Regions from separate parts of the Mus musculus genome. Here regions 2 and 3 are each linked to region 1. A link is a loop called in an ENCODE intact Hi-C map of the cell type or tissue named here. Cell type or tissue: gastrocnemius. All regions are shown on one strand. Links, peaks and the distances in the headings refer to the core of each region. The heading gives the core; the rest is flanking DNA.

Region 1 (10,466 bases), core at 1,336-9,335:
CATCCAGAACTGCTTCCCCTACGCTGACTGCTACCGGGCCACTGAGCCAGCAGCCTCCAGGGATGGACTGGTGGGTGATGCCCACGGTTTCAACCCCTTGCGACCCAGCACATACTCCAGCCTCAGCACACCTTTATCCGCACCAGGTAAGCTTCCCAAGACCTCCCTTCCCTGAACACTACCAAGGCTGGCCCTGTCTAATGGCCCCATATAGAGATAGAAGCAGAAGCTTGAAGAAGCCCAGTCTACCTGAGCTAGGGTACACCCTTGCTAGAATGACTGTGTTCCTGTCATACCTTTGCCCAGCTGTATCTAAATACTGTCAGTCCCTAGATTCTCTGAATGAGAGAATGGTCCAAATGGTGTTTCATACTGAGTGTTAATCAAGTACATGCTGAGTTCTGGCTCAGCACAGCCTTGGAGCCTGCAGATACCGCTGATCCCTGCTGTAGGAAGAGAAGCAGGAAGGGGTAGGGCCTGGGGCATGCCTGTTTCGTGCAGGACCAGGGAACTGAGAGTGCAGGGATTGGAAATCTGATGCTCTAACCCTGCTGGGTGCAGAGGTGCTGTGGACAGGGGGGGGGCTGCATGCTGCCCAGAGCTGGAATCAGGCTCTATCCAGCAGGCAGAGCAGAACTCAGGACAGCCTATTGGGTAGTTCCTCCTTCTGAATTACCTAAGTCAACCCCTACTCAAGTCAGTCCCAGGGTCCAGATCTAGTGAAGATCCTAAGGCTCAGACCAAAGAGAAGCTGAGGCCCTATGGAGGGCTCTTGAGTCGCCTGTGAGCAGCACAGTGGGGGACAGAGGACCACGGACACTGGACATGGGGCCAGTCAGGGAGGCCACCAGTAAACACAGACCTGTGGCTCCATCATCCCTGGGGGCTTTGCTGTGTGTGCATACACACGTCCTCTGTGTCTGTGTTCTCCCTTGCCATTTTGTGGAGCACATCTGTATGCATGTAGGGCTGGCCCAGGTGGTTCCAGGCATTTTGAGGATTACCCATGGCATATGCGTGTATTCTTATGTTGTACTGACGTTCACATACCTCTCTCACATCGTTACCTACCCTGAGACTCACATCTAACTCCATAGACATACATGAACATACATGCACACGCACATGTGAGACTCACATCTAACTCCACAGACATACATACATGAACATACATGTACATGTGGAGCTGCTTCAGGTTGCTGAGCTTGTATGTACATGGACCTGTGTTTGAGTACAATGAACATACATCTGTGGCTATATATGAGCCACACATATACATGACAAGGCTGTGTGCAGGCCACCTCTGTGATTAGTTACCCACTCTGTGCCTATACTATTCATTGCCACCATCCTGTGTTCCCAGCCCCAACCCAGGGGGGATTTATTAACTTAGCAGTCTGACATTAGAATGGAGAGGGGCCTCTTCCTGTCTGTACCCAGCACCTATTCCAACTGTATTTGACTGCCTCACGGCTAGCTAGCCACTGCCCATTAAAATGTTAATAATCCCAGGATGAACAAATATGTGGGCCAAAAGGCTTCAGGACAGTTCACCCCATACCCATTTCATAGCTGTAGGAGACTGAGACCCACTTACCAAAGCCACATAAAATCATGACAGCAGCTCAGGGACTAGACATTAGCTGGGATGATCCTCTCAGGTCTCTGCTTCAAGGCAAAAACCCTGAGCGGTGACCTCACTCTGGAAGCAGCATGTCTTCCAGAAAAGCCAGGTGTCCCTAGGGCCAAGTGGACTTGCATTTAAGTGCCAGCCCCCTACTTACTAGCAGTGTGACCTTAGACATCTGCCCCTCTCTGAGCCCACCTTTTCACCATAAAGATAGTAAGCCCCATGTCACTGAACTGCTGTGAAGTTAACTTAATTGGTCTTAATGATCACTTACTAGGTTTCAGGAATGCTCCCTTCCCTCTTGAGTCTGGGGGCGGGGGGGGGGGGGCTGGAAGAATAGGCAGCTGGGTTCCTTCTCCCAAACCCTCTAAGAGTAGAAACTACGGTGTTCCCCCCTTCTCCATCCTTTTCCCCCACCCCTGTCTCTCCTTATTCCCTCTCTCTTTCTGTCTATACCAGTCAAATACTGGGGAAGGATATGCCAAGCCAGTCTGCCTGTCTTCCCAGCTTCCCTGGCCCCTTTGGAGTGCAAGACCCCCATGTCTCCTCTCCACCCAGATCATCAGCACCCCCACCTCTAAGCCCCATAAAAGGAACATAACAGGAGAGGCCCCAGATGGGCCACATGCCAGCCTCTGGCACCGCCCCCTCTGACCCCCTGCTTTCTGTGCACAGGCTACGAGACCCTGGCAGAAACGCCGTGTCCCCCAGCGCTGCAGCCACAGCCAGCTGAAGACCTGGTACCTAGTGGTCCTGAGGACTGTGGCTTCTTCCCCAATGGGGCCTTTGACCACTGTCTGAGTCACATCCCGTCCATCTACACTGACACCTGAAGGAAGGGGCGCTGCTCTGCCTGCCTGCCTGGCTCCTGAGCTACTTCACCTACCTGCCATCTGCTGGTGCTTCCCACACGGGGCAGCAAGGCCACACCACAGGGTACTTCCCTACCTGGAGGGCTGTCTGGTCCAGAGCTGCCTGCCAGGAGCTATGGCCCTCTGACAGCCCCATGGCTGTGTCTTCCTCTCTCTCCATAAGGTTCTCAAATCACAGACCTCGTGTATATACAATGTACAGGACCTCTTTTCCGCCGCCCTGCAAGTTTTATATTTTTGGTTTTACAAGAAAAACATTAAAAACTGGAAACTAGACATGAAGGCTTGGTTCTACTTTGAGACCCAGAAGATCTGAGGGGAATGCAATGAAGAGCCCTGTGCACAAGAGGCCCTGGGTACAGCTATGGTGATGGAAACCCTCTTCTCCGATCCTATACAGTGGTCCTTACAGACCCCAGGCCAGTTCCAAGGCAGCAAGCTAGGCGGAGATAGTCCCAGGGCAGAGGTACAGAGAGTCTGAGAGGTACTCAGAGACAGACAAATACGTACATACATACATACTTACATACGCACCACACATACACAGAAGGGGGGTGGGGGGGGAGAGGGGGATGGATCATGGAGCCAGCCTTCCTACCTTCTGCCCTCAGCCAGCTTTGGCTCTGCTGTCTAGACAGTATGCAAGTCAAGGACACCATGGGACTCAACAGCCTTGTAAAGCAAGAGGTAAAAGGCACCCCACAGACTATCTAGGTGCAGAGAGCACTGAGCCCAAGGGGAACCCACACCCACATGTTGCCCCAGCCTATAGAGAAGGCCAGTTCTGAGAACACCATGGCCTGCCTAAATCTCCTGTCTCTGTGTCCAGCCCAGACAACAGACCCCATCTAGTCTGCAGGGAGTGCCTAGAAGTGGGCTTCATGTCATTGTCACCTGAGGAAAAGACGAAGGCAGGCATCCCACTCGGTAGGAGACTGAGAGGGCTAAGTTCCCTCCTCACTCCCACTGTACCAGCTCTCCCCGGCTTCAGAAATGCTCTGGGAAGGGTCTTCTGCCCCCTGAGCAGCAGCCACCAAGATACATTCCCAGCTCAGTCTGTACGGCAGAGGTGAGAGGGGAAGAGCTCGGTGGCCCCCTTCTTCAGAAGGGAAACTGAGGCTCCTTGGTCACCCAGCCATGCTAGATGGCATACTCAGGCCTTCTCTGTCATCTAGAGACACCTCAGTTACCCCAATATGTAAGTCCTTCCCAAAGTCGAGAAGACAGTTGCTCTTCTATGTTCTGCTGTTCTGGGAGTCCGGGGCCCTCTGGTGTCGTAGCCAATGAAACACCAGCATGGTTCACAGGGTCACACCCGGGCCCCTGCAGTCGTCTTGCAGTATTACACAGTCTTCATCCATCCCACACTCCTGGATTGGAGGCAGCTCCTGGTTGTCTTGCTAACATGAGATGAACTTATAGCTGCCTTCTCCCATGACTGCAACAATGTCTTTCATCACAGTTGTCCTTGCGTAAGAGAGCCACTTGTCCCGTTGTGTAGACTGAGGAACAGAGAAGGTACAGTCACACGCCCATGTGATGCAGCTACCCAGTGCTCCACACCCAGGGTGCCGCTGGGCCCTTGAACTCAGGGTTCCCTGCCTCCCACATCTGCCTCAGCCCTAGCCTCCTAGTGTAGGCCCAGTCCAGGCCTCAGTGAGGAAAAACCAACCTAAGTCACACAGCACAAAGGGCCCCTGACTCCCACCCAGGGTGCCCTGCCCACTCCTCCCCTCCCCTACTTTTTATGGAACTAATTAGGCTGTGGCAAATTTCCTTTAACAGGGATGCTCAGGAGTCAATACTGCATGTCATTGTAGGCTCTTAATCCAGTCCAGATAAGCAGAATTAAGCTGTACAATGAGGACATATTTCTATTAATAATGAAAAGGGCTGAGCTCCGAGCACACAGGGAACACACAGAGTGCTGGCAGTTGGATTCCATTTAGTTCCAGAGAGCAGAGAAGGAGGAGACAAAGGCTGTTAGAAGCAGACCAGAGAAGACAGGCAAGCTATGGAGGTACCAAGCAGAGCTCCACGGGGCACCAAGGGCTTGGGACTGCTACGGTTGTTGGGATTCCACCTCCCCATCCCGCCCATTCATTCCAGTCATCCTTAGAGGCTCAGCATGAGCACAGCACAGGAGGCTCTCCATATCTCCAAGACATCTTTGATCCCTTCCTCAGCCAAGCAAGGCATCATGGTCACTCCTCAGCTCTGTCCTTCAGACCAAGGAACCAGGGAGCTACCTTGTCGCCACTCCCAGGGACATCATGACCCTAAGTGGTGGGGAGATGGGACTGTCATTGTCACCCAGGGTAGGCTGGAAGGTCATGGGAGGACAGGCCACAGCTCAGAGGCCCTGTGTGGTGGTGGGGGCGGGGGGCGTCTTTTGACCAATGGAGGTGAGTCTGTCCAATGCCAGGACAACCCAGACCTGACCATGTAGGTAACCAGCTGGAGTTGTCCCCCACTGCTACCACTACCTGGACTCCCTAGGAACCCTGCCCCCTCCTCTTCTCATTCCCCTCTTCCACATGTCCTCTCCTCCCTTCACAGCCCCCACTGTCTCCTGCTGCCATGCTGACCTATGCCTCCCTCCTCACTTCTTGCTGCCTTGAGTCCACCTCCTCCAGTTCACCCTATTGTCTCATTCCTTTCCTCCATTTTTTTTCTTTGACCTGACATAACAGCGTTTGAAATCATCTTTCTGTGACTAAGCCATACTCAGGACAGTTGGGGGAAGAGGCTTTGGGGCAGGGCTTCATTCACTGACTCCTCAGCCAGACCAGCATCTCTGGGATGTTGTGCATTCTGACCCTCTAGCCCTATGACCAGGCCCAGGGATCCCCCCCAGACTGGTACCTGTCCCCCAAGGATTCTAGATGGTCTTTGGGGATCCATGAGTTACCTCAGGACCCACACCATCCGGCAGTGGGCCCCACCTACTGTACCACAAGAAATCCAAGCAGAGGGCAGTTCCTGAGACACCCCTCACTGCTGGCCTCTTCCCACTTCCCCTGTCCAAACAACCCTCATGGAAAGTAGGAAATGAAGTGAGAGCTTCTTAGACCTCAGGAGCTCCCTCTGCTGGACAGGGCAGGGTAGGGTTTGACAAGGTAAAGTTCTGCTAGAAGACAAACCCCAAGGGAAAAAAGGAGGAGGAAGACGAGGAGAAGGAGGAGGAGGAAGAGGGAGGGGGGAGAAGAGGAGAACAATGACAATGACTGACCCCTACAGAATCTCACACACAGTAGGACCATAAAGAATATCGACCAGGATGTGGTGGCGCACACCTTTAATCTCAGCACTTGGGAGGCAGAGGCAAGTAGATATCTGTGAGTTTGAAGCCAGCCTGTTTTACAGAGCTTGTTCCAATTAGCCTGGTCAGCCATGAAGAGCCCACTCCACCATAGACAGTACATTAGAACTCTAAAACACCCCATGCCTGCTGACCCCCAATGTCACATGCAGCTCTAGGCCATTGGATATGCTAAGTGTTGTGACCTACTTTGCAGAGAAAAAGACTGAGGCCGAAGGCAGTCACTGTCTGAGGCCACTTGGCTGGTGTTAACATTCAGTGTAAGTCCACAGCAGCCCTCCTGCCTCGCCCTATCCTGTCAGTCTACATGACAGCTCGGGATTTGAGCCCCCGGACCCGCCTGAGGACTTCTGGCACGCGCCTCTCTCGCCTGTCCAGAGGGGACCATTAGGCTTTTACAAGTCCCGATTTATATACTCGCCTGGGCCATGGGCCCTGCCAGGCATTTATAGGTTTCTAAGTGGTCCTGTCTCTGGGGGAAATGCAAACAGAACAGGAACTAGGAGAGAGCTGCCAGTCCCCATCAGCCAAAGCCTTCCATTCATTCCCAGGGGCCCTGGGCCTGGGGCAACTGCATCCTGCTTAGGAACATGTGCAGAGCTAGACTCCCAGCCGTGGAGACTGTTTTCGAGAAACAGCAAAGCAGCAGACAGCTCCAGGTTGAAGACGCCTAGCTAGCTTAGCTGAGGCCTTGTGGGAGAGGGACTGGGGCTAAGTTCACCCTTGCTCAGTCACCATCCTGTCATAGTCACATTGGTTCCATACAGCCTAGTATACAGTCGGTCTTTAATAAATGCCTCTTTGGTTTTTTTTAATACAAGAAAATTATTTTGTTCTAATTTTTAGTTCCAGACAGCTCACAAATCCACTGCCTCTGACAATACCCAGAGTATATGCAGATACACTCATGGCACAGCTGGAGAGGCAACAACTTGAGGTTTCTCTACACAAACTATTCTTTAATGTCGCTTAAAAATCCAGACTACACGATATGCGTGGGCAGAAAGCCAGCTGAGTGCGTCTCTTGACACTAAAATGTATTAAACAGCAAACAGCCAACCCTTACATGATTCACACCAAAATGATGACACCCAAAACCACGTTCCTTTTAAAGGACAGGTCTATCAGTAAAATATTATATTTCTTTAATACTCTGCCTGATGCTTCATACACTGTGGGAAAGCTAAGTGTGAGTCTGTTCATCGGCTTCTTGGATAGGCCTTTCCCACTAGCTTTTATTAATCAGAGTCACAATTAGGTCATAAATAAACATGTATATTATAAATCCCATGAATAAATGCCTCTTTGAATTAACTTGAGTCCACATTGAACAAGAGCCAGACTAGGGAGAGGCATGCCAACCTCTTCCTAGAAGGCGAGCCTTTAAACACAGGAGCCTAGGGTCCCTGACTTCAACCCCAAAGCCCTGCAAGGAACCACAGAGACGGAGAAGGCTATACTGGGAGACTCTCAAGCAGACTGGAGCCCCAGATGGTGGGGCTGGGGCAAATCTCAGATTTCCAAAGAGCAAAGCCCTCTGAAGTAAATGGATAGCAGTGCTGACCAGGGACTGCAGGTCAGCCTTCAAGGCCCTGGAGGCAGCTGGCTAGCCTCCATCCCGCTATATCCCTGGCAGCTGCACCTTTGCTGCTCAGCTTGGCTGCACTGCCCTCGGGATCAGTCACCTGAGCCAGGTGAGTATCAGAGAAGGCAGAAGAGGAATCCCAAGGACCTTGTGTCACTTTGCCCCCCGGAGGCCCATTTACCCATATTAACAACAATCCGCTAACTCTCCATGGCTTTTCACTACAACTGCAAAGGAGTTCCTACAGCTATGGCGGCCCCATCCCTGATTGGGCACCACCAGGCCATGTGCAGAACTCCCTAAAGGCTCTGGTCCAAGGAAATGGGGATCACTAACACAGACGGCTCCATCAAAAGCGCCCACCCAGTGCAGGTCGAGCATGTGAGAAATAGCCCTCTCCATCTTGGGTAAGAACTGAAGACAAGGATGGAGTGAACCACCCTGATTGCATATGGCTGAGCCAGGACATTGAACTTCTGTCTGCCTAGCTGCAATGCCCCAGTACCCCCTTGGCCAGCTTCTGAACCCCTGCCTTGTGTGTCTGTAGACCCCAGATAGGGAGTCCGCCCCAGTCCACAACCTGCCTCCTCCACTCACCTGTGGAGAACTGCCTTAGACTCAGCACCTCAGCTCCTCATCTGAACAGAGCCATGCCCCTGACCCTTACACCGGGCTGCAAGAGCGCCTGCTGGCGAAGCTGGTGAATCAGGAGAGCCACTGTAACCAGGAGGGCAGTGCCCAGGCAAGCCAGGATCCTCACAGCTTACCTTTGTCATCAAACACAGTTGCCTCTGGCGGTCAGTCTCCCCCAGCGGCCTGAGCCCCAAAAGAGGAGTGGGGTGTCTTCTACCAGAAAGACTGGGAGTTGGAGGACAGCCCTAGGGTGAGAGGCCCTAAGTCCAATGAAGGACAGACTGCCAAAGGCACAGGCTCCACAGGGCCTGAACCCAACCTCATTAAGCAAGACAAAGTTAGTGTGAGCCACCTGCCCTGAGCCTGATTTCATGATGAATCCATGGCCGAGAAAGGATAAAGACTAACTCTTAGAGCATTACTTTTAAAAAAATTATTATATATACTACTTATTTATTTTATATATACAAATGCTCTATTACCATGTTCAACTGCATGCCAGAAGAGGGCATCAGATCCCATTACAGATGGTTGTGAGCCACCATGTGGTTGCTGGGAATTGAACTCAGGACCTCTGGAAGAGCAGCCAGTGCTCCTAACCGCTGAGCCATCTCTCCAGGCCTCTCCTCTACGTTTAATACTAGAGAAACTGAGGTTCTGGAAACCTAAAAGATGATGAAGACCTATGTGCTGACAGCAGGACCCCACAGTCCCCATCCTGGGCTAGTCAAGCACTGACAGAGACCCTGGTGACTCATAGTCACCTCATTGACTCTGGGGGTTCTGCTCCAGAAGCTGGGATGATGTCCCCTCCCTCAGTGGGCAGAGTCAATGCCATCACATTGAGGGCCTGTATGTAGTAGTTAAGTTATAGACAAATGTAACTATTAGTCTTTCTGCTTACACAAGCACCCTTAGCATTCTCCCTGTGACTGCAAACCAAGCTCCGTGCACAAATGGACAGTCAAGACAGGAATGTTGCAGCTCACCTGGGGAAGCGTGGACATTCGGCAGTAGGACTGGTCTTGAGATTCCCAGGGCAGTACTCACATTAGCCCATGTGGACTTGAACGGTGGCCTCTCTGGTCAGCACACCCCCCGCCTGTCTACACAAAGCCTGGGGGCTCAGTTTACAAACTCCAGCTGTGCTCTTCTGCCTTTGTTAGGGTGTGCTGAGGGGGACTGAGAAACTAGGTGTACCGGCCTTGGGCAGAGCAGAGAAGAGGCAACCGTCATCTAGTGATTCGGGGACCAATGACTTCCTTACTTGCCTACAGAGTGAGAGCTGCCCTGGCCACAAACCAGGCCCCTGGTGGGGAGTTTCAGTGCTCAGCACCAGACATGTCCCCAACACGACCTTGCTTCCCCATAGCTTACAAACCTCTGTCTTCTCTCCTAATTTCTTTCTGTGTACTTGGTGTGCTCTTGAAATAGACTCTCCTCCATGGAGCCCTCTTAACGACCACTGGACATGGGCCCAGACATGGGTACTCCTTTTAGCATTTCCCCCCCGCAGAGGTCAGTAAGGGGGGGAGGGTAGAAATGCTTGTCAGACACAGACAGCTGGGGATGCTGCCATTTCCCAGGCTCAGGACACTCACAGGCAAAGCTACCACTTCCAGTTCAAGGCTCTTCTCTAGTCACACCGCCCTACTGCCATCTATAGTCAAGAGCCCACCTTGACCTCCCAAACCTTCAGACCTTGCTCCTAACAACAGAGCCTCTCTTGCAAGCAAAGTGTTTGACAATCACTTCAAAACCCCAGGTTGGGGAGGAAGTAGGAGCCTATGAATCGAGACTAAGACACCAGGCCAGGTCTCCTGGGTTCTGAGCTCGCCAGGCCCTCTCCATGCTAACATGCTACTTATTGGTGAGAATACATATGCTTTTCTTTGCCTAAATCAAAAATAAGACAAGCATGCCTGCTCTTTATTTTTTATTCTACAACTGTCCAAAAGGCTCTAACTAGAGAAACTAGGCAAGAAAATAAGTTAAAAGACACATTAAAACAAACAAACAAACAAACAAATAAAACTATGTTATAGGGACTGGAAAGATGGCTCAGCAGTTAAGAACACTGACTGCTCTTCCAGAGGTCCTGAGTTCAATTCCCAGCAACCACATGGTGGCTCACAACCATCTGTAATGAGATCTGATGCCCTCTTCTGGTGTGTCTGAAGACCACGACGATGTACTCATATACATTAAATAAATAATATTTTTAAAAGGTAAAATTATGATATATTCTTGTATGTAGGGAATCTTAAGTAGCATGTATTCACATGTGTGCACATATACACACAGGCACACACATACACCTATTAAAGCTAATAAATTGACTGATCAAAGTTGCAGGTTACAAGAACGCACAGTAGTTAACTGTTTTATACTAGAAACAAGCAGTTCAAAAATGAAATTAAGGAA
Region 2 (10,466 bases), core at 1,714-9,713, 160 kb before region 1:
CAGAGCTGGCCTGTCCGAATCCCTTGTCTGCCTGGGCTTTGTTCATGGGGTGCTCCTGCCCCTCTCATGTGCCCTTAATAGGCACTGTTAGGGGCTAGTCCCACTGGAGCTGTGTGGCTAGGCCAGCAGAGCTCTACCGAGCTGGGGACTGGGTGGGACCAATGGCTTACAGAAGGCAGTGTGGTGCTCTGAGCCTGAGCAGACGCAGCTCTGGTCACTGACTGTTCGCTGTCGTCATTCGTGTTCCTCCCTCTGCCCCATCTTGGTGACACTTACTGTGTGTGGAAGCACCAGACGTACCTGTCTCCCTCACTTGCCCATGCCATCCCCTGCCTAGAGTGCCCACTCTTCTTTGTTGGCTAACTCCTGAGGCCCGTTTCGTGGCCCCCAGAATGCCCTGGCCCTCATGCTTTAACCCCACTGAGCCTCTCAGGCTGCTCCGTGCCTGTGCTGTTGAGCCGCCTAGCCCTCTGCAGGCTAGGTAGCAGGCAATAAGTGTGTTTTTCAGAAGAGGAAACTGAAGCTCAAGGAGATGCCCGTTCCGCTGAGACCATGTCCCCAGCCTGTGGCTAGCCTGCAGCCAGCTGCCTCCTGTGGGGCTCATTTACTGACGGGATGGAAAGTTGTATCTGAGGTGGGGGTGAGAGGCTGCCATGGTCCTGACTGGGACATGGGTCCAGGATGGGGTAGGAGGGCTGGAAGACCATGCTACACTTGGTTTAGCTACTTGGTCTGGCATTACAGACTTCTCAGAACCATCCCAGTGGCTGGCCAGTCTGCCACATCAATAAATCAGGCAATTGATGGTGTCAGATATTTAATGGGAAGGATGGAGAGTGGGGTGCACACAGGCTTGCTGCCACTGCCCCCAGCTCAGGGGTGGGTAGCACCGCTCCCTCCAATGTGACTTTTTGGGGGGGGGGGGTTAGTCTATTTCTGCTCATTTTAGATAGGGAAGGCAGTGACAGAAAATGAAAGGATTCTATCCAAGCCTAGCGTGGTGAGCTGATGAGTTCACTGGGTCCTTTCAGAAGTATGAGTGGCTCAGAGGCAGCCTCAGGACAGAGAAGTCCATCCCAGCATGTGTGATGGCTCAGGAGAGCTGCACACGCGAGTTCCTGCTCTGCTTAACCCGAGGGAGGGGTTTAGAGAGTCTGAGAGTTTCTTCCTAGTGACCCTCCTGCCTCCAGAAGGGGACAGTTCAGACTAGGTGTAACAACTGTACCACATCACCACACAACCGCATATGATAAGCCTTGGGGGGCGCTGCTGTGGTGCCCCAGAATAACCCAATTTAGGTAACTTCTGCACCTTCAGAGGTGCAAGCCTGTGGGGGTGGGGTTGAGAACGGGATCTCGGCATGGGGTGGCGACAGCAGAGGCCTGGAAATCTGGTGCTTAGCCAGTGGTTGATTTGGTGCTAGCCAAGAAGCCAGTGGAGATTCTGGAACCTGAAAGGGACAGGGAACAGAAAGCCAAAGGGAGGGGGTAGGTTGGGATGGAAGGGAGCTGGGGAGTGTGTGCAGAGCAAGTCTGTAGGTGGTACGTGGTGAGAGATACTGGGCCTGAGCAACAGACAGCCCTGTACCTAATGGGTGCAGCTGGTGTTGAGATGGGAGGGAGGCTCTAGGCTACGAGGAGGTTCAGGGCCCTGGCCTCCATGGGAATGCGCATTTGGGGCAGGTTGTGAGTGACAGGAAAGGAGGGCAAGCAAGGATCCTCTCATTAGAGCCGTCTGGGGTATGAGACAGCCCCAGCAGCGAGAAGAACGAAGCCGAAGCCTCGGCAGAGCGTTCATGAGAATAGTGTGGATGGTGAGAGCGCCATGGTACAGCCAGGGGTAGAGTGCTGTGACAGGTCCCCAAACCCTCAGGAATTCCCTGTGGGCCCATGACGTGGCCTACTATCAGCGGTGAGCTCCTGAGGGCTGAGTTAACTTTTCTCTCGGTTCCTTGGCATCCAGTGCTGGCTGCGCAGGGTGAAGAACAGGTTAGCAATCCCCAGCAGGCTTAGCCAGGCAGGTTAGCCTCACCCACGGCTGGAAGCATCACTCACAAGGATCAGCCAGGGAGGGGTACCTGCTGGCATCATGCTGGAGAAGGGTGACTGGGGGGCCCTGGTGGGGCTTCAGCCGTTCTTATCTGAGACATGGCAGAGTCTACTCCAGAACCAGCTGTCTAGTGATCTCCATATCCTGGTGACCCCCAAATCCTGAGAGGAAGGTGGTACCTGAACACAGCAAACATCTCTAGCCTTAGCTTCTGTACCGGAAAGGATCATGATAGAAGAGTTAAGAGATGCCGTGCCAGAGACAGTCAGGCACATTCAGGTCTTCTGCGAGGCTGAGACTATGGGCCAGAAGTGGTGCGTTTGAATTCCTGAGCAAGATGGTGGAAGGAGACCTGCCCAGATGGGACAGACATTGGGACTTGTGCTTTCCACAGCAGCTGGAAGGAAGACTGTGTGCCTCTTTAACCAGGTCCTGTCTCTTTTGGGTGTTATGTCCTCATGACTGCCTCTTAACACAGATATATTTGTTTCCCCTTCTGGGCAGGGTACTTTCCCTAGGCTGTCAAGTTAGCAGGCAAAGGAGCAGGTCTGTTACAGACCCAGGCTCCAAGGCCTAGGCCTTTGTTCACCCTAGGGCCCACAGTGCCTCTCACCTACTTCCCAGCATCCCATGCAGGGCTGGCCTGAGGCTGCCGGGAGAGCCAAGAAGCAGAAGGCCCTTGAGCAGCGACGTCCTTGTCTGGAAAGGTCCTGTGTGTCTCTCAAAGCTCAGGTCAGACATTCCAACCTTGAATTCATCAGCGTCCCCATCCCTCTTTCCCAACCTATAATCCAGCCCAGTCTAGAACTCACAGCCCTCTCGCCTCCCGAGTGCTGGCTTTTGTCTTATGCATAATGGCACACCACACTTTCTTCCATCTCTTTTACCACAAAGTCACCCTGATCAGGTTCAGACATTTCTACTCTGTCCTCTGTTTTCTCCATCCCCTGGGTTGCCTCCCCCAAAGCTGAGTTTCCCAAGAAGAGGACTGAGTGGTTCACTCCTGTGCCCAGCACTGCCCACAGACCAGTGAGGTCCCCTTGCTGGGCTCAGAGGAGTTTCTTCTCTCCCACCTGCTTGTGTCTTGAAAACAAAGCCACCAGTCCACTTCCGGGGAGAGGCGTGGGAGCTGGGGCTGGTGGGAGGGGAAAGAAACTAAGAGAAAAAGGGCAGGATTTGGCTTGGCCGAGGGGTCTTGCATGGGCTCACGCTGCCATTTTTACCCATGTGAACTGAGCTGTAGGGCCCCACCTGAAGGACTCGCATGGGACAGTAGGAGCTAAGCAGGGTCAGCCTGGTGTGACAGTGACCCGGGGACATGTGAATAGAGCAGATGCAAAGGCCATTTGAGACAGGGTGTTTCTATACAAGTTGTGTTTGAAAGAGTCATGGCTGGGGGTCAGCAGAGAACAGCTCTTGGGCCAGCAGTAGCTTTGATGACACCTGGCTGCATGTCGAAGATGAACGGAGGGGCAAGATAGGGGTCCCAACAATGGACACTCATGGACAGGGCATGACTGGGTCCTGTTGGAGCCTGGACATGATGGATGGGACATGCACGGAGGTGAGGGGGTGACTTGTCAGACAGGAGGCCATAGCAGCCTTCTCAGAAAGGACTCACCGGAAGAGCAGGCAGCACACAGGCTCTGTGGGACCTCTCCAGGGATAATTTGGGCTTGGGTGGGATAGCCACCGATCAGATTGTAAGTCAGGTGTGGTATCGCAGAGAGCGCAGCAGATCAAAGCCAGGGCGATTGGGCGCTGATTAGACCCTGCGAGGAGGCCAGACTCATCACCGAGGAATGCACACAGGCCGGCCCACTGACGGGGATAATAACAGATCGTGCTGGCCGCAGACACCGCGGCGCTCAGGACGCAGTCCTCTGTGGCAGGGCAGCCACAAGGAATGGCATGTTTGCAGGCTGCCATGGGACGGGGACTCAAGGGTGGGTGGCAGCATGCAGGGTCAGCTGCATGGCCAGTGCCCTTGGTGGTCTCTGTTGGCCTCTTTGCAGCCTGTGAAGGGGGACTTCTCTGCCAGCTGCACCTTGGCAGAGGTTGGCCCAGTAGCACTTCATCCCTTGTCACTTCTATGTGCCTGCCTGCTCACGGCCTTCCTCTGCAGTGCTCCTGGCATGTTCTCTCCCAGGACTCTGCTCATCTCCTCCAGGAAGTCTCCTATGACCTCCCAGGCACTGTTTCTCCTGTGGGTCCCATGACCTGGTGCTCCCCATTGCGGCTTCTTCAGAGACAGTGGACCTTTCTGTGTGTCTTCTCGGGGCACAGAGCAGATGTCCAACTGGGTTCACAGATTTGGCCAGAGCCATGTCCCTGGAGCCACTATGCCAATGAAGAACAAACATGGGCTCAGATTGGCTTCCCGTTCTCAGAGAAACCCCAAGACTTCTGTGCAGAGAGGCCACCCAGGTGAGGAAAGACAGGTGACTCCCCATCTTGCTGGTATGCAGGCTGCATGCAGAGGCTTTGTGTAGAGGAAGAAGGACGAGGTACCTGGTGGATGAGTCTGGACTTGATCCTGAGGTCACTAGAGGCTCTTGATCTAGGGGACCATCAGAGAATGGACTGTCTGAGGGGGGCCCTGAAGGTTCTGGCTGGTATTTCTGGCTGGCAGAGGAAGAACTGTCAGCCCTGCTGTGATGTGACTTGTACCAGTTATGTCTTGCAGTGTGATGTGATGTTCTTCCATAGTGGTCCCCATCTGGGTCCCAATGGCTGCCTCTGATCTTCAGCCTTTTCAGCTCAGAGGTTAGGAGAGAGCAGGCTGTCCCCTGGGGTCTGCAGCTCTCCATAGGTTGGGCTAGCCTGAAATCAAGCCAAACCTCTGATTTACAAACACTGCAAACCCATCTGCCTCCATGTGTTGGCGCTTTGCTGGGTCTGGGATGCTGTGCAGCTCAGCTCTCTTGGAACAAGGCAAAATGAGCGACACTGTGAGGTCTGGGAGTGACTGCCATGACCCAGGAATGGTCTGTGAAGGGGTGGTTGCCACTGCTGTAGGACCCTAATTTAGGTCTGACCCCCGACCCCTTTCTCCAAACCTGCAGCCCTCAGCCCTTCTTGCCTTCTTGTTCTGTCACAGTCTTGCACCAGCAGGGGGACAATCAGAGTGATAGGTTTTGTTTTTGTTGTTTTTTTTTTTAAGATTTATTTATTATTATATGTAAGTACACCGTAGCTGTCTTCAGACACACCAGAAGAGGGCGTCAGATCTCATTACGGATGGTTGTGAGACATCATGTGGTTGCTGGGATTTGAAATCAGGACCTTCGGGAGAGCAGTCCGTGCTCTTAACCGCCGAGCCATCTCTCCAGCCCAAGAGTGATAGGTTTTAAGAAGCTTTTCAGGTACTTATTGCAGCCCTTCCCCTGCAAAGGGCGTCCAAGGAACTGGAAGCGCAGCAGGGAAAAGCTACGGAGACAGAGAAGCAGGGTGTGCTTCTGAGGGAGTGGCGGGAGGTGTAGACACGCCCCATGCTGGCCAGGACCTCCTGGAGCTGCAGTGGAGTCGGCCATCCTGGTATTCAGCTCTCCTCCAAGCCCATGAGTGTCCAGTGTGGGGAAAGGATTCCGCTGCAAGCCCTAGCAGAATAGCACTGTTTAGGAAACACGTCGTCATAAACTTGGCCACGACCCAGCCGGCTGGTGGGTTTCAGACCTGCATGCGACTGTACAAAGCTCCCATTCTGATCTAGATCCCGCCTGTGCTCAGAAGTCTCTGTAGCATCCTCAGCAACTGGCCACCCACTGTGAGCTAGAGAGGCTCTGGGAACTGGTACCAGCCTCCTTCCCAGGTCACTAATCAGGATTGTAACATGCCCTCCCCAGGCCTCAGACTCACACTCCCGGGCCTCAGACTCACACTCCTGTCCTTTGCCAGGTTCCTGCTGGGGTTGGCGGCTGGGACTGAGGGTGGCTCTCGATAGATTGGAGCTGGCGGACTTATAGGTATAACCCTTTTTCCCTATAAGAGGACTGCCGTAGGCATCTCCTTCATCCAGTCTAGAGAGGAGAATACAGAAGTCTCCTGTACAGTATAGAAGTGGGGCTGGGGACTGAACCAGGGTCCTTTGATGCTCCAGTCTCTGATGTGCAGAGGCTCTGGTCTGGAGACCACCTGCCTGACAGAGGGCATCCTTGGGTACCTAATGAGTATAACTCAGTGGTCATGGGTGAGCACCCAGGATGGGATGGGCTGCACGCCGCAATACTGAGTTTCCCTGCCTTTCTTCTCTGCTAAGGTACTGTTCCCTTCTGCCTCGGTCCTTTTCACTTAACCTGGAGTGTTCTCCCCTCCCCTGGCTTCAGCAGGCTTTGCTCACTTAATATGCACATGTCCTTGTGTCACTATGAACTGCAGGACCCGGCTATTCCCAGCTATCCTGGACTGAAACTGTGAGCCAAGATGTATCTTTGCCATCTTCATTTGTTTCTCTCAAGCATTGGGTCACAGCAGTGCAAGGGTGATAGTTAATAGTCTCTCACACATGTAGGTGCTAAGCTCAAGGCCTGTTGGGCCCATCATGAAAGGGGCAGCCCTTTCCTGGACTCAGTCTCCCCATCTGTAAAATGGTAGGTTTGTGGAGGGATCTTTTCTTTCCAGCTGTGGTAGCTCAGCCAGCTCTTGTTATGCCACTGAGAGAGATTCCGTGTCAGCGACAGTGTTCTGCCTCTTCCCCCCTCGCCTGGCCTCTGGGTCTGCCCTTATTTTCTAGGAACCAGGTCAGAGGGCAATGGTATATTCCAATGAGTGAGGCTAGTTACCCTGTGCCTATGGGGACCAGTACTTACGTCAGTTCCAGGGCCTTTGGCATCTCTAGTGAGCAGTATCCCCTGTGAGGACTTGTCCCGTGAGGCAGCCCGCAGGGCAGTCAAGGATGCGCAGTTTGTCTGGGTCTTGTATTGGAAAGGAGGTGACTAGCATAACCATCTAGCAGACGCTGTGCTTCTCCCGTCGGGTAGAAGGACAGGTCCCGGGTCCGTTCACAACGCCATTTGGCCCAGGGCTGATTCTGCTGATGCTGGCTGGCTGACTGAAGAATGAATATGAGTTGGGGTGCTGAGGGGCTGTAGAGGAGGCAGGAGATCCCCACCTTCACACAGGTGTCCACCTCGGCCTGGGGTGTCCTGCTGTCCAGGCCAGTTTATTCACGCAGCACAGCAATTTCAGATGCCCTTTCTTCTCAGAGACTGGTGGATCCTGGTTAAATTCGCGTGTTGAACAGCCACTGTGTGACTTGAATTAGTGTGTATAAACTCAACACAAGGTGGGAACAAAGGCTGACAGATACACGTGGGTGCCAGAGGCTCTGTGAAAGAGACAGGAAGACCTGCCCCTGCGGGACTTGGAGCCTCCACGGGGGAGGTAAACTCCACCCGAAGTTCCCTGTCCCTGTAGTGTTTGTGTGTATGTAGTATATGTGTGTGCAGGTGTATGTGCAGGTGTGTGCATGTGCTTGTAGAGGCCAGAGAACAACTTTTGCTGTCCACCACCACTACCCTCTCCTCCCCTTTCTCTTTCCCTCTTCCTTCTCCTCCTCCTCTTTCTCCTCCTCTGAAACCGTGTCTCTCAGTGGGCTAGAACTCACCAAGCCCATTGATCTGACTGACTCTACTTCTCCAAGGCTGGGATTATAGGCACACATGCCACCTTGCGTAGCTTGCTGGACCTCTCGCTCTCTGTACATGTGTGTGTGTGTGTTCTCCTCCATTGTTCTCCACCTTATTATTTGAGGCAGAGTTTCTCACTGAGCTTGGAGCTCACTGTTTCCTCCAGAGTGGCTGGCCAGGAAGCCCCTGCGCACCGCCAGTCTTTGTCCCCAAGTACTGGGCGGGTTGCCATGGTGTAGGCTTTTCTGTGGATGCTGGGATCTGAATGTAGTTGCTTAGGTTGCTCCCCAGGGAGCCATTGTTCCGTTCACACACCTGGCTTTATTCCATAGGTTCTGAGGATCACACACAGGTCCTGTGCTTGCAGGGCAGGCACTCTGTATCTCCCCAGTCCATATCTTAAATTCTAAGGTCACGTGTGTTCCACGCACTTGAAGCAGTGCGTGTGTGGAATGCCCAAGCTCCTCCAACCCTTCTCTAGTGCCCCCCACCCCCGCCCCCCACCCCCACCCCCTGGGAAGCAACCTTGCCCTGGAGGCTGGATATTTTTCAAGTCCAGCCCGTCCTGTCAGTGCAAGCTATGCCTGCTCTTTCCTGGCTGCTTGTGCTGGGTGGGACACAGCTTGCCCAGCTTGCATCCATGTCGCTTCTGCTTACAGCTTTGCATGAATTCCCCCGAGTCCCTGTCACAGGTCCTGGCCCTTCTCCTGGTTCCTGTCAGTATAGCATATTCACCTGCTGGCACTGTCCATGAGCAGCCAGGCACTGAGGGTGTTGCAACAGTCCAGTCGAGGAAGGAGGTCTTGCCCAGTCTTGGCTCACCGTGGCTGCACTCCTGGCTTTATGGTTCCAGGGGTGCCTTGTAATTTCAGCTTAGAAGCTCTGTGGAGCTGGGGCTGGGAGCCTCTGCCCAGGTATCAGTGTGGTCCATCCCAGACTTGGCAAGCACAGTGTGCTATGTCCTTGGTACAGATGATCTGGCCAGTGTCTGACATAGGTAGATGTGGTAGAGGGCAGTGGATGTGTGCGCCACCTTTGAGAAGCAGAGGAAATGTTCTCGTCATAGTGAATCAGCGTCCTCAAGTGGGTCTCATCCAGCCTCCTCAGAGAGCAGGGCTTCTGACTCCTCTCTGCTGCTGTGTTATGGGGAGTTAGTCTTCAGAGACATTCGAGTATCATCTGCCCATCCATTCATACCCATGTGACATGTCCTAGAGGTGTCTCATGCTGGCCCTGAGGTAGGGTTTGTGTGCTTGCCGCGTGACTGTCAGAGTCTTGTCTGGTACCAAGTGGGTAGCATTTCTGCTACTCCACTTGGTTCACAGTTCACAGGGGGCTTTTCCTTTCTGTAATGAGGAGGTTTTATTACCTCTGAGTTGGAGGGGAAGGCAGGGGCTTAGCTTCTTGTCCAAGGTGACACAGGTTCCTCTGAGCAGAGGTCTGGCTGTCCCATATTGTCACTGCAGTGTGGCATTGGTGTCAGCAAGTGGCAGGCTGGGTACTCGTGGGATGGACAGCACCCACTTCTTGCCAGAGACCCTGTATGTGTGGATAGAGCGGTCGATGTTTTCCAGTCTTTCTGGGCTCCGTGTCCTTATCTGTGGCATTGACATAATGCTCTTTGCTTACAAGGACATGGCTATTTGATATTTTTCTTTTAAATTAGCAGCAGAGACACATTAGACAACCTCTGAATGAAGTGGAAGCCTACGCCCCTTCCTCTCTCCATCCCTCCTTCCCCGATCCCTCCTTCCCTCTCTTTGGTAAGCTTGCTTCATACTAAGCTATGGGCTGGACACTGAGAACCCAGAGAACCCATGTGTTCCTGCTCTTGGGGCGTTCAGAGACAGAGGTGGTTAAGGAAACACATATTTTGCATCCCCATGTTCTGTAAGTACACGAGGCCCTTCCTCAGGCAGGGTTGCTTCTGGCAGGAGTGAGGGTAGAGATTGTCATCAATGAGGGTCCTCTCCCAGAAAAGATCAATGACTTGCGCTTGAGAGAGCCGTGGAATGTGTGGGCTGGTACCCTCTGCTGAGCAGCATGTCCAGCAGTTCGGACCTCTCTGCAGCCTGCTCTGCAGCAAAGGTGTGCTCAGGGCTGCCGTGAGGCAGCTGGCCAGTGTGCGGTGGCCTTCCCCGGGTGCATGTCTCAGGGTTAGACTCAGTGTGTGCTTCTGAAGTGCCGGTTCTTCCTGGGATGCCGTGCCTCTCGCCGCTCAGGATGAATAGGGCTGTGACTCCTGGTGCCCACATAAGAGAGTTGGGGCATCTGTGGTTCAGGGTGCAGGGATTCTGGGTCCTGGGGTCTTCATGAGTCGTTCTCCAGGTTTCCCCACCCCCAGGCTGCTGAGGCTCCTGCCCAAGCAGCAGATGCTGCAGTTCTGACATTTCCCCTCACATCTGCTTTCTCTCCTCCTTTCATCTGAAACCCAACCAGACTGTCTCAGTAAACAAACAGTAAATTCAACAATTCGGTCTTTTTGAAATGCCTTGTAGTTATTTTAAGGCTATTTGGAGATTTATTTTAAAATAAATAATTGTGGGCCCTGCTTCCAGGGTCATCCAGCTGTGGGGGCACCTGTGGCTGCTGCCTCTTGTCCATTCTGTGTCTCCCACCAGTGTCCTGCTGGCCTTCGGGGGAGATAAGGGGAGGTGGGCGATTACTCCTCCTACGTCCAAACTCCCGCTGCATCTGTGTCTCGACAGAGACAACTGCAAAGGCAAGAAACCCCGTGCCCTGAGGGGAAGACAGACTGGGAGGCAGAGTGGTCTAGTTTTCTTTCTGTTG
Region 3 (10,466 bases), core at 1,701-9,700, 150 kb before region 1:
AGAGAGACTCCCACACACTGCCAGGTTCAGCTGCCGGCTTGAGATGTAGCCTCCTCCTCGCCTGCCATGACAGTGTGCTGACCACGTCCCTGTCCCAGTGAAGCACAGATTTTACCTCAACGATGCTAATCTCTTATTAATCACACCTGATTATTGATCCCTAGTTGATCAGCACACACAGATTCTCAGTCTAAAATATCACACATGTTGTGCCTGCCCCAGTTCTGACAGGAGTCTTTTCTGTGTTCTCTCAACGTTCTTCCAAGCCTCCCTAAGAGTGGACCACTAGATAGGGCTGGAGAGATGGCTCAGTGGTTAAGAGCAATGCCTGCTCTTCCAGAGGTCATGAGTTCAATTCCCAGCAACCACACAGTGGCTCACAACCATCTGTAATGGGATCTGGTGCCCTCTTCTGGTGTCTGAAGACAGCAACAGTGTACTCACATACATTAAATAAATCTTTTAAAGGAAAGAAAAGAAAAGTGGCCCACAAAGCTCTGCCCACAGCACTCAGTGGCTTTCCCAGCCCAAAGTTCTAAATATTTCATAAAAAGTTTACGTCCGAGGCATAAAAGCCAGATAGTCATGTTCGCCATGATACAGTCCACTTGGCTGCACTCCTTTCTGCTGTACGTCCCTTGTGTTGCTGTGAGAAAACTCCGTGTGCAAAAGCACCGTAGGGGAGAAAAGGATTTATGTGGCTTGGACGTCTAGGCTGTAGTCCGTAGGGCAGGAGCTCACGGAGGACTTGACGTGGACCGTGATGGAGTAACACCGCAGTGCCGGCCCGCTTGCGGCCTCACGCTTAGCTGGCTTTCTTATCCTATCTGACCGTGGGATCGTGCCAGCCACAGTGAGCTGGGACCTTCTACACCAGTTAACAGTCAAGACAGGCTCCCACCGGCTTGCATGTAGGCCTGTGTGATTCGGATAATTCATCTGGGGCTCTCTTCTCAGGTAAGTCTAGGCCGTGTCAATTTGACAGTTAGAACTAAGTAGGACAGATGAGTTTCCTGGCTCCAGAAGGCTGGGAAAGGAACAACAGGGCTTGTTTTAGATTTGCTCCCAGGAGCAGGGCCACAGACCCACCCCACTGACAGAAAGAATCAGAAAGTTGGTTCCAAAGAGGCCAGATGGAGTCTTCTGACTGGGAGGGGTTTCTGGAGACCATCCCGTCCACAGTTTTCTCTCCACACTCCCTCTACAGCTGTCCTAGACCGAGGGGTTTCCTCCCCTCTTGTTCTGCTTCTGACTGACCTGTACCCATCCACTGAGGTCTCCCCTGAGCTCCGTGGCCCAGGAACCCGAAATTTCTAAGTTTCAGGAGAATTGCACCAAGGAAAGTCTGGGCTGGTGGTCCTACCCCCTCATTACATGTGACAGATTCTCCTCACAGACATGGACTAGAAAATACCCATGGGCTGAGGCCTGGCTTCCTTCCCAAAGCAGGCAAATTGAAATTGAAATTTCTGGGCCTCGGCTTCGCTGTGTGGTGGGATGGACAGCAGTGGCCCGTCTCCAGGTGGTAATTCCTAGGTTCTGAGAACTGGGAGCTGCTGTTTCTATCTGAAGACCCCTGGCCAACTGTCCACTGACAGGACCCTCTGTGCTGTGGGAATGCCTGTGTTTCTCCACCTCTGTGCATAGGCAGAACTGGGCTTCTGACCCTACACAGTCCACTCCATGTATTTCCCAAGGAGCTAGGGCCAGGAGCAGTGGAGGAGCCCCACACCATGGGGATGCTTTCTAAGTGCCAGGCACTTCAGAGATGTTTATTTCCCCCCACAGCTCTGGCACGAGGAGACCATTGTTCCCATTTCATACATGCGCTGCCTAAGGCTAGCTTGGAAGGAACATGGGGCAAGCACCAGAGGCCAGCTCCTCCCTTGAGCAAGGGGAAGACTGGGAACCTCGGGATGGACAGTTAGCACGGAGAGTTGTGGGAAGGGGGGAGCAGGGATGGCGTGAGAGCAAGCGAGAGACAAGGGTGCTCCTGGCGGGTGCCTAGGCCTGGGTCCAAACAGAGTGAGGCCCAGGCCTTGGGAGACGTCTGGTCTGGGTCCTTCTATTTATTTGCACATCACCAGATGTAAACTAATTTGTTTAGCAAGAAAAAAAACATTTTTATTGCCTTTAAACTGGGCTGTTTCCCTCTGGCTGTCCATCCTGCACTGGTAGACTGGCCAGGAAGCAGAACTTTTGGGAACAGTGTGAGGTGAGGTTGAGGCTGCGATGTCTTGTGTGGGGTGTTTGTCCGCAGCGGTTCCCTAGCAGCGCCTACTCTGCCGCAGCAGCCCGTGCATCCGCAGCCCAGGCATCTCTAGCAAGCTGCAGGCTGCGCTGTGTTCTCCTGTTCTCTTCTGGAGGCTCCTGCTTGGACTCCCAAGAGGAAGCCTGTTTGGTTCCTCCCGCTCTGCTTATTTTGACACGTGGCAGTGTCCATTGTTAACTATCCCACCATACCTCATAGACAAACCACAGTCTTAGGCGGACTGTCAACCCCTTGTGTGGAGCTCATTTCTGTCTGGGCTCCTGTTTGGTGCAGGGGAAAGTGAAAGGCGCCTTAAACACAGGAGGAAGGAGCACTCAGGTTTCAGGGTACTTACTGTGTATGCCAGCACTCAGGTTTTAGGGTGCTTACTGTGTATGCCAGCACTCAGGTTTCAGGATACTTACTGTGTATGCCAGCACTCAGGTTTCAGGGTACTTACTGTGTATGCCAGCACTCAGGTTTCAGGGTACTTACTGTGTATGCCAGCACTCAGGTTTCAGGGTACTTACTGTGTATGCCAGCACTCAGGTTTCAGGGTGCTTACTGTGTATGCCAGCACTCAGGTTTCAGGATACTTACTGTGTATGCCAGCACTCAGGTTTCAGGGTACTTACTGTGTATGCCAGCACTCAGGTTTCAGGGTGCTTACTGTGTATGCCTGCTGCTGGGTTAGGTCCTTGCTGTAGGTCGCGTCTTAATCTTTGGGACTGCAGGGTAGGGATCACCATTCTCGCTCTGCGGACAGTGCTCACAGAGCCCAAGAGTGGAGTGTGAAGGAAGGCTCGTTTGTGCAGAGCCCACTCCTCTCCCCTGCAAGTGCTCCAGAGCGAGCACCTGCACTTGGAGGGGTTCTCAGAGCTCTGGGTGGAGAAGGTGGAGGCAGGAAGATGCCTTGCCTGGGCCCTAGAGGGTGCTAGAGGGTGTGCTTTGAGCTTAGAGTGGGGGGGTTGAAGGAGAGGGAGGGTTGCTTCTGGCCCCAGGACCCAAACCTGGCCAACTGGAAGGGCAGTTCTGTGTCTAGAAAGGGGCCAGGTTCCTGCTTGATCCACCCAGTTTTCCCCTAAGGGATTGGTCTGTGACCAGGACAGTGCGTGAGCTTCTGCTCTGCTGGGTGTGGGGGCCTCTCTCAGTGAGTGAGTATCCTGGGAAGTACAGGGTGAGTAGGTCACAGTGGGACCAATGCAGGCTCTCTAGGGATGCTGTTGAGGCTGCCAGCTGGGGTGCAGTGCCGTGAGTGACATGCGTGGTGTAGGGAAGAGGGGTGAGAGAGGAAGAGAGGCGCAGAGAGATGGGGAGCTTCAAGGAAGCTGTGACCAGCGCTCAGCCTACACAGAGGAGACCCAGCTGGCACAGAGAAGCTCTTCTACTCAGGCTTGGACGGCTACTTGCCAGAGGGTAACTAGGAGTCTGGCTCCACCCAAGGGTCTTTTCCTATCCCTGTCCCTCAAGTGGAGCCACAAAGCTTGCAAGTGATGCTTGTGGTGTGGGGTGTCCCAGATTGCTTCTTCCTCTAGGCTCGATCTAAACCTCAGACCCCAAACCAGAGCAAATGGTGCTAATTTGCTGAATCCCAAACTGAACCCAGGGATTAATTTTTTGTACCTGAACCAAGTCTATGATTTCTTACTGGAAATAAAGAGAGAAGGTTCTATTTAATTTAAAGTCTAACCGCCTTTTCTCCTCTACGATTGCCCGGAGTTGCTTGGACAAGGTCCTGTTGGCTGTTGGCTCTGGGTGATTTTACAGGCTGGGGTGGGGATGGAGTGGGGAGATACAGTCCCCATTGAGAGCTTTTGAGGGCAGGTTTGGAGGAAAGGGTGGTAGACAGTGTCAGCTCAACAGAAGCAGCCAGGGGGCTGGATGGAGTCTGGGTCTTTCTGTTCCCTGCTTGTGTAGTAAGCTCTCTGGAGATGGGAGAGCTGGCCTGTTGCCTGGAGTGAGGGGAGTGGGGCGCAATGCTCTGGAGGTCTGTGCATGAGGTCAGCCACACAAGCTGATCTGGGTGATGCTACCTGCCGGCATGGCTTCGTTTTTCAATATCCTCTTAGGTTTCCCCGAAGACCAAAGGCAAATTAGGGTGTCCCTGCCGGCTGTGGGGCATCATGGTCCCCTTATTTGAGGCTGAACCAGGTACAAACCCAAGCCTCTGATATGGGGGGGGGGTAATGGGTGGGATACAGGCATCTATGTCCACTCATCCTGTCTCTCTGTGTGCTGCACGCAGGTCAGTAAACTTCTCTAAGCCTCATTGTAGGCGTGGGAAAGATGGCCTAGTGACTAAGGGTGCACTCATAGTGTTTCTCCAAAGGACCCAGGTTTGGTTCCTAGCACCCACATCGTGCAACTCACAAACACTTTAACTCCATGTCCAGGGACTTCCAGTGCCTTCTGGCATCAGCAGGCACCACATGTGTGTAGTGGACATAAACTCACACATCACACACACACATACATAAATAAAATAAAAATAAATGAATTTTTTAGAAATCCAGAGAAATAAGACCCTGAGGTACTGAATGTCTTGTCCTAGCTAGGATTAAGGCCACCGCATGGAGTAACATACAGAAGGTGCTCAGAGAGCAATGGTTGTGTGAGTGTGGGGATGAGAGCAGACTCAGGAAAGAGGCCATTTGGGGAATTTTAGCTTATTGAAGTTATGTAGACCCCACTTCTGACCCCAGTCCAGCAAAAGTGGGGGTGTTTGAAAACCAGCTGTTGCTTGGTTACAGGCTTTGTGCCTCTTCAGCCTGTGTGAGCTCCTGGCCTGACGCTAGCGAGCAGTACTGAGTTAGCAATACTAGGTCATCAGTACTGGGTTGGTAGTACCAAGTCAGTGATACTACATGCTGACCTATTACCATGGCCACAGTGAGGAGGGGTCTCAAAGTCTATCTGCTTCAACTCCCCCTGGCTCCTGGAAGCTTGGCTCTCCATATTCTGCTGGGATGACCTCAGGCCTCAGTCTTCCTTCTGTAAAATAGAGCTGTCAGGTCCCTTCTAGTGCTGTAGGGTTGTGAGCTGGCATCCTTTAATGGAGACAGCATTGACTCAGTCTCAGAGGGCTGTGCTGAAGCCCTAGGTTTTGCTTGTCTGCCTCTACTTGAGCCACTTGAGTCTTCCCTTGCACACCTCTTGGAAGAGTGGTTCTCAACCTTCCTAATGATGCAACCCTTTAATACAGTTCCTCATGCCGTGGGGACCCCCAACCATAAGGTTCTTTCATGGCTACTTCATAACTGTAAGTTTAATGTTATGAGTTGTTATATAAATATTTGATATGCAGGATATCTGATGTGCAGCCCCCACAAAGGGGCTGAGAACTACTGTCTTGGAGGTCATGGGCCTTTGTCCTGGACCTGGGCTGGGTATGCCATGATGTCCCCTCCGTGTTTCACAGGGTCACAGGACTCTGGGTCAGACAGGTACTATCTGTGCATGCCTTGGGAGCACAGTTACCTGGTTTCTGTCCCCAGAGACAGAACCTGAGGCACCAGGAAAGGAAATGACTCAGGGCTATGGTAGCTGCCAAGGGTTCTCACCTCCCAGGGCTGCAGGCTTGCTCACCCAGTTCCTGGGCCCTGTCTCCATTGAGCCTCACCATAGAGCAGGCAGGCCCTGAGAATTGTTCTTTTTGGCGGTTTCCAGGGGTGTGGAAGTGTTGGTTGTGACACACACTTCAGGTAGTGCTGGTCCAAGTCGCCCTGACCCAGGGACTGTGTAGTTTCTCTTCCCAGGGCTCCTTTCCTACGTCCCTGCTGAGTAGCAGGCCACAAAGGCTTCGGTGTAAGCTTTAGAGTGTCACTGTCCTGCGTGGCAGAGGGATGTGTAGGGTAGAAGGAGCTTTCTCTTTTTTTCTGGGAAAAATTAGGTCCATGTAGTTGGATTTCATCCTTCTAAATAAATGTCTGCTTGTGCAGTAAATGTTTATGTGTGCCACTCTATCCCAGCCCCTGAGCCAGGAGACAACTGAGAGGAAACCCAGTGTGTGTGTGTGTGTGTGTGTGTGTGTGTGTGTGTGTGTGTGTGGAGTGTAGGCTTCTGGGAGTGGTGGGTGTCCACAGGGAGGGGCCTTGGAAAGCTCCCTGGAGGTATGCCCGAGAGGCAGTCGGGGATTGACGCCAGGTTCCCACCTCTCTCTCTTGGCTGCTTGGCTCACTCTCTCCTGAGGCGTACTCAGAAGGGGCCGGCTTTCCTGAGACAGGCCATTGTCTTGGAGGTGGCCCTGATGCCACTCAGGCACTTTCAGAGCCATAGCATCCCAGCCCCATTGAAAGGTTGTCTAAGCCATGTCGGTGATATCACAAGAAGTATGGTGCGTCGGCCGTGGGCCGAGTTAAAAGCCGTAGAGCGACATGGTCCCAAGTGGAGCGTGTGATTAGGGAGACAGAGCTGATGCGGATCCAGGCAGAACCAGGCTTCCACGGCGTTGGCGCCAATCGGGCTTTATAGGCAGGCAGTGGCAGGGAACACACAGCACTTGCCAGCTTGGGTGATAAGGCTCTGGTGCTGGACTGGCACGCTGGGCTGTGTGCCTCAGCTGTGAGTGGGGACAGGGGAGGAGAACAGAACTGCTGCAGATCCACCCCCTCTTGCTGCCCTGGGTGCCCCGACCCACACTGAATCCAAGCTGCAGGGCTGCCTGGAGGGTCTGTAAGTTAAAGACTTTCATGTGACCCTAACACACCTACCAGGCCAGGAGGGTGTGATTTGACTTGGCGGAGTGCTGCCTGCTCAGCTAGAAACCTGCAGCTGAGCACCTGGCATTGCTTCTAGGCGCACGGCTAAGTAAATAGTCCAAGAAGGGGCATTCTGGGTATGAGGGGAGCAGGGTGGCTTTTCTGCAAGGGAACTACAAGCCAGGGAAAGCTTCCCAGAGAAGGTGACTTTCTTGAGAGAGGTATGGATGTGTAGGCATTCACAGGAATGTGAGAGAGCTCTGTGTAGCGGAGTGGGGCCAGACGGGCGCAGTGGTTCCATTCTGTGCATGGAGGATGGTGGGGCTTGGGCAGGTGGAGCATCTTAGCGCCAGGTGATGGAGGCCAGCTGTTCTAACTGCTCCAGCTGTTTCCCAAGACACCCGCACCCTCCCGGGAAGCTAAGGCAGCGCCTTCAGCTTCAGTCCACTTAGCAACTGGAGCAGTGAGGATGCCTGGTAGGTGCATTAGGGTGGCCCTCATGCCTCCTCCCTCCAACCCCTCCCATGTTCCTCTCCATCTCCCTCATATTCATGGTCTCCTTTTCATTATAATTACACACACACACGTATAAATACTACCTTCTGAGCCTGTTTAGTGTTCCTTGTGTGTATATGATTTCAGGGCTGACCACTTGGTATTGGATAACCAGTTCTGGGGCTCATCCCTGGGAAAGACTAGTTCTCCCATTTTTAGCAGTCCTGATTTGCCTGCAGTTGTCTAAGACGGGGCCACATGAGATCCCCCTTCCATGTTAGCGTGTTCATTGGCATTGCCATTATTCGGGCCTTGTTTAGGCTGCTACATTGTTGAGATCTAATGGGTGTAGCTTCCCGATCATTTGAAGGAGGCAACTATTCACAACAGACTTCCTCATCCGCTGGCTCTTACAGTCTCCACTCTTTCTTCTTCTGTGTTCTCTGAGGCTCAGGTGCCAGAGTTGTGTTGCAGATGTATGTATTGGGGCTGGGCATCCATGATCAGTCCATCTCTGTATTTTGCCCCGTTGTGGTTCTCTCTCATTTTCTCTCTGCTGCAGAGAGAAGCTTCTTTGCCGGTGGGGTGTGTGTGTGTGTGTGTGTGTGTGAGGGCTACACTTCTCTGTGGGTGTAATATTTAGACCATCGTTAGGAATTATACTGGTCTAGTGAAGAGGCAGCCATGGGTCCTCTTTTTAGATTCCATGACGTCACTAGCCCCGATAGTCGGTTAGGTTTCTAGTAGCAGGCATGATTTTCCCTCCTGAGCAGGCCGTGAGTCCACTTAGACGGCTGTTGGTTACCACCAAGCTGTGAAGGCCACTGTTGCACCTTTAGGGGTGCTGATCGGTGTTGTGGTTCATAGACATCATGGCCAGGTAGGACTGTTCGTTGCTTCCCTCCCTTGGCAACTTGCATAGCACTTGCTGGTTCTCTGAAAGCTAGTCCTTGGGGAGGAGGCTGGTCATTCTTCCTGTTGATGCAAAGGGTCCCCTTTCCAGGAGCATTAGCCAGGCCATCACTGGGTCTGTTCTCATTATGCAAGGTACCCAGGTCCCTTTCCAGATATGGCTTCATATGACCCAGCCAGCTCAGCGGGGCTCTGCAGGATAGGTTTTGCGCCTGGACATTTTTCTTCTGGTTAAAAGTATTTTGAGAGCTCATTACCGTGTCGACTCCACACGTAGTGAGCCCGTTGTCCTTCAGAGTCTTCTACTTGTTAGAAATATCTACAGCTGTAAAGAAAGGTTCGTGTAGTTTTAAACAATTCTCCGCTGGCGGCTGTCTAGCAATTCTGCAGTGACTAACTCAGAATGAGAAGCATTCTCTCACACGTTCCCCTCACAGAGATGACAGCAGCTTCCCCTGCGTCTGCTCCCTTTGGACACTGCCCACATTGCGTGCTTTATAGAGAGCTTGAGTCATTTGTAGACCTTGCTGGCCAGGTGATGTGTTGGGTGCCGGAGAGCAAAGATGATCACAGCACCTTGGAAACAACACTTGGTAAAAGAGTATGTGAACATGACTACTAGACCAAGTCGGGTTAGTGTACTGGGAGCCCCATGGAGACAGGAGCTTGCTAGGAGGGCTCAGAGGCCAGCATAGAGTGTGGTGCCCAGCATGGATCCAGGGATGGATGTGATTGGGGCAGCAAGGGAATGCAGAAAAGACAAACATGTACATATGAACAGGAAGGCTGGGATTAGGGAGGACTGGGCTTTCTGATAGAGGACCTAGAGCCCCCTGCCTATCCTGTTTAATATGTACAGTGGAATAGGGATGGATGTGGGGTTGCTGCGTGCAGCTGAATGAGGTGGGACTAGTATATACATATACATGTGATATAAACAAGGAGGCATGCTTGTTATATACAACTGAACAAGGAAGCAGGTCTAGCTTATCTCATTAGGAGGAGCAATCTTCAGGGCTTCACTGTCTGGGGGAGAAAGCTATGGTGGATATTTTCTGCGTATACTATCTACATTCACACATGGGCTCCCCCACCCAAGGGAGACTTTGCCATCCCTCTGATCCTCACCCTAGGGAGAAAGTTTTGCCACTCCCTTGGGGCTGAGGCATCCGAGTAGTCGGTGTGGCTGTACCCATGGCAACAGCGCACAGCTCAGGATTTCCTTCACTCTCCCTTGCTCCCCACGGTGGAGAATTCGGACATCACTGTGGGGCTTGAAACTTTTTCCTGCCAGATTTAATTTAGCTGATGGCCTAGGATGAGCTGAAAGGTATCTTCCGTTTAGAAAATTCAGATACGGGACCCTATAATCTTTTATTAACTCTCTACTGGGTGTTGAAATCTGGGTGTCAGGAAGTGATGAGGGAGACCCTCCCTGGCTTTAAGTAACCAACAGCCCTCCTCTCAAGACAGCATGGATGTCTGAGATGATTACATCAAGAGGTTATTGGGCTTACAAGGGGGACATTGGGTGTAGGTTTGTGGAGTTTTACTCTGGGAGGTCACTGTCCCATCTGCAAACCTTATGCAGAAGAAACTATTGTCTGACTGACTGCCTCCTCATTGAAGAGGTGAGTTCAGACTGATTCCTGCTGGCTGAACCTTTAAAAAAAAAAGAGATTTACTTATTGTTTTGTGTGTATGTGTGTGTGCACCCACACTCATTTATGTGCACCACATGTGTACACTGAACCCTTTGGTCAGAACTGGTTTATCTCCGAATCTGAAGGTCTGGTCCAGAAATGGGATTCCTGTCTGTGCTGAGGCTGCTTGGCCACTTCTATCTTAGGGCTGAGTCATTCGGTTAACAAATCAGACCAGTAATCTCCACATGTTGTCATGGAGCCTGTACAACATCAAGTGTCTGCCACAAATCAGACCAAATACTGTCAGCTGGCCCCACTGGGCCGAGAGCTGCCTGGTCATTGAGTCTTTGGTGGACAGACGGCTTCCTTCCCGAATCCATGCATGTGAAGTCTATTCTACTCACATAACAGATGACCCACTTGGGGCTAAGCTGGGGCTAGTTGCTGGCTGCTGCCTGGGATGTA

The links. Hi-C counts contacts between places; a loop is a spot of excess contacts. Peaks named below come from ENCODE experiments on the same cell type or tissue, not always from the same donor. Only the 100,000 strongest peaks of a DNase experiment are listed, where the experiment ranks them.
Region 2: it touches region 1 in a loop (1.8-fold over the local background); 10 of 42 quality-filtered maps call a loop at or near these places.
Region 3: a loop joins it to region 1, with 1.8 times the contacts of the local background. A loop is called at or near these places in 12 of 42 quality-filtered maps.

Annotation. Positions count from the first base shown.
Region 1 is chr4:107,632,284-107,642,749 of GRCm38, forward strand. Glis1 (GLIS family zinc finger 1) reads left to right here. Exons shown (of 11, transcript NM_147221.2): 10 at 1-146; 11 at 2,306-2,776. The coding sequence ends at 2,463. Among named protein-coding and RNA genes, the nearest start is that of Gm52673, 11 kb to the left of the region's middle. In gastrocnemius, for the core only: a CTCF peak has its summit at 5,588 (motif pointing left); DNase peaks (open chromatin) are centred at 2,290, 2,519 and 5,562; H3K27ac peaks cover 343 bases.
Region 2 is chr4:107,470,797-107,481,262 of GRCm38, forward strand. All of the region lies in intron 2 of Glis1 (GLIS family zinc finger 1), which reads left to right. Among named protein-coding and RNA genes, the nearest start is that of Gm46866, 41 kb to the left of the region's middle. In gastrocnemius, for the core only: no CTCF peak of the experiment used is centred there; DNase peaks (open chromatin) are centred at 5,778, 5,865 and 8,371.
Region 3 is chr4:107,482,923-107,493,388 of GRCm38, forward strand. The region is part of intron 2 of Glis1 (GLIS family zinc finger 1); the gene reads left to right. Among named protein-coding and RNA genes, the nearest start is that of Gm46866, 53 kb to the left of the region's middle. In gastrocnemius, for the core only: a CTCF peak has its summit at 3,175; DNase peaks (open chromatin) are centred at 1,761, 3,292, 6,389, 6,758 and 1 more place.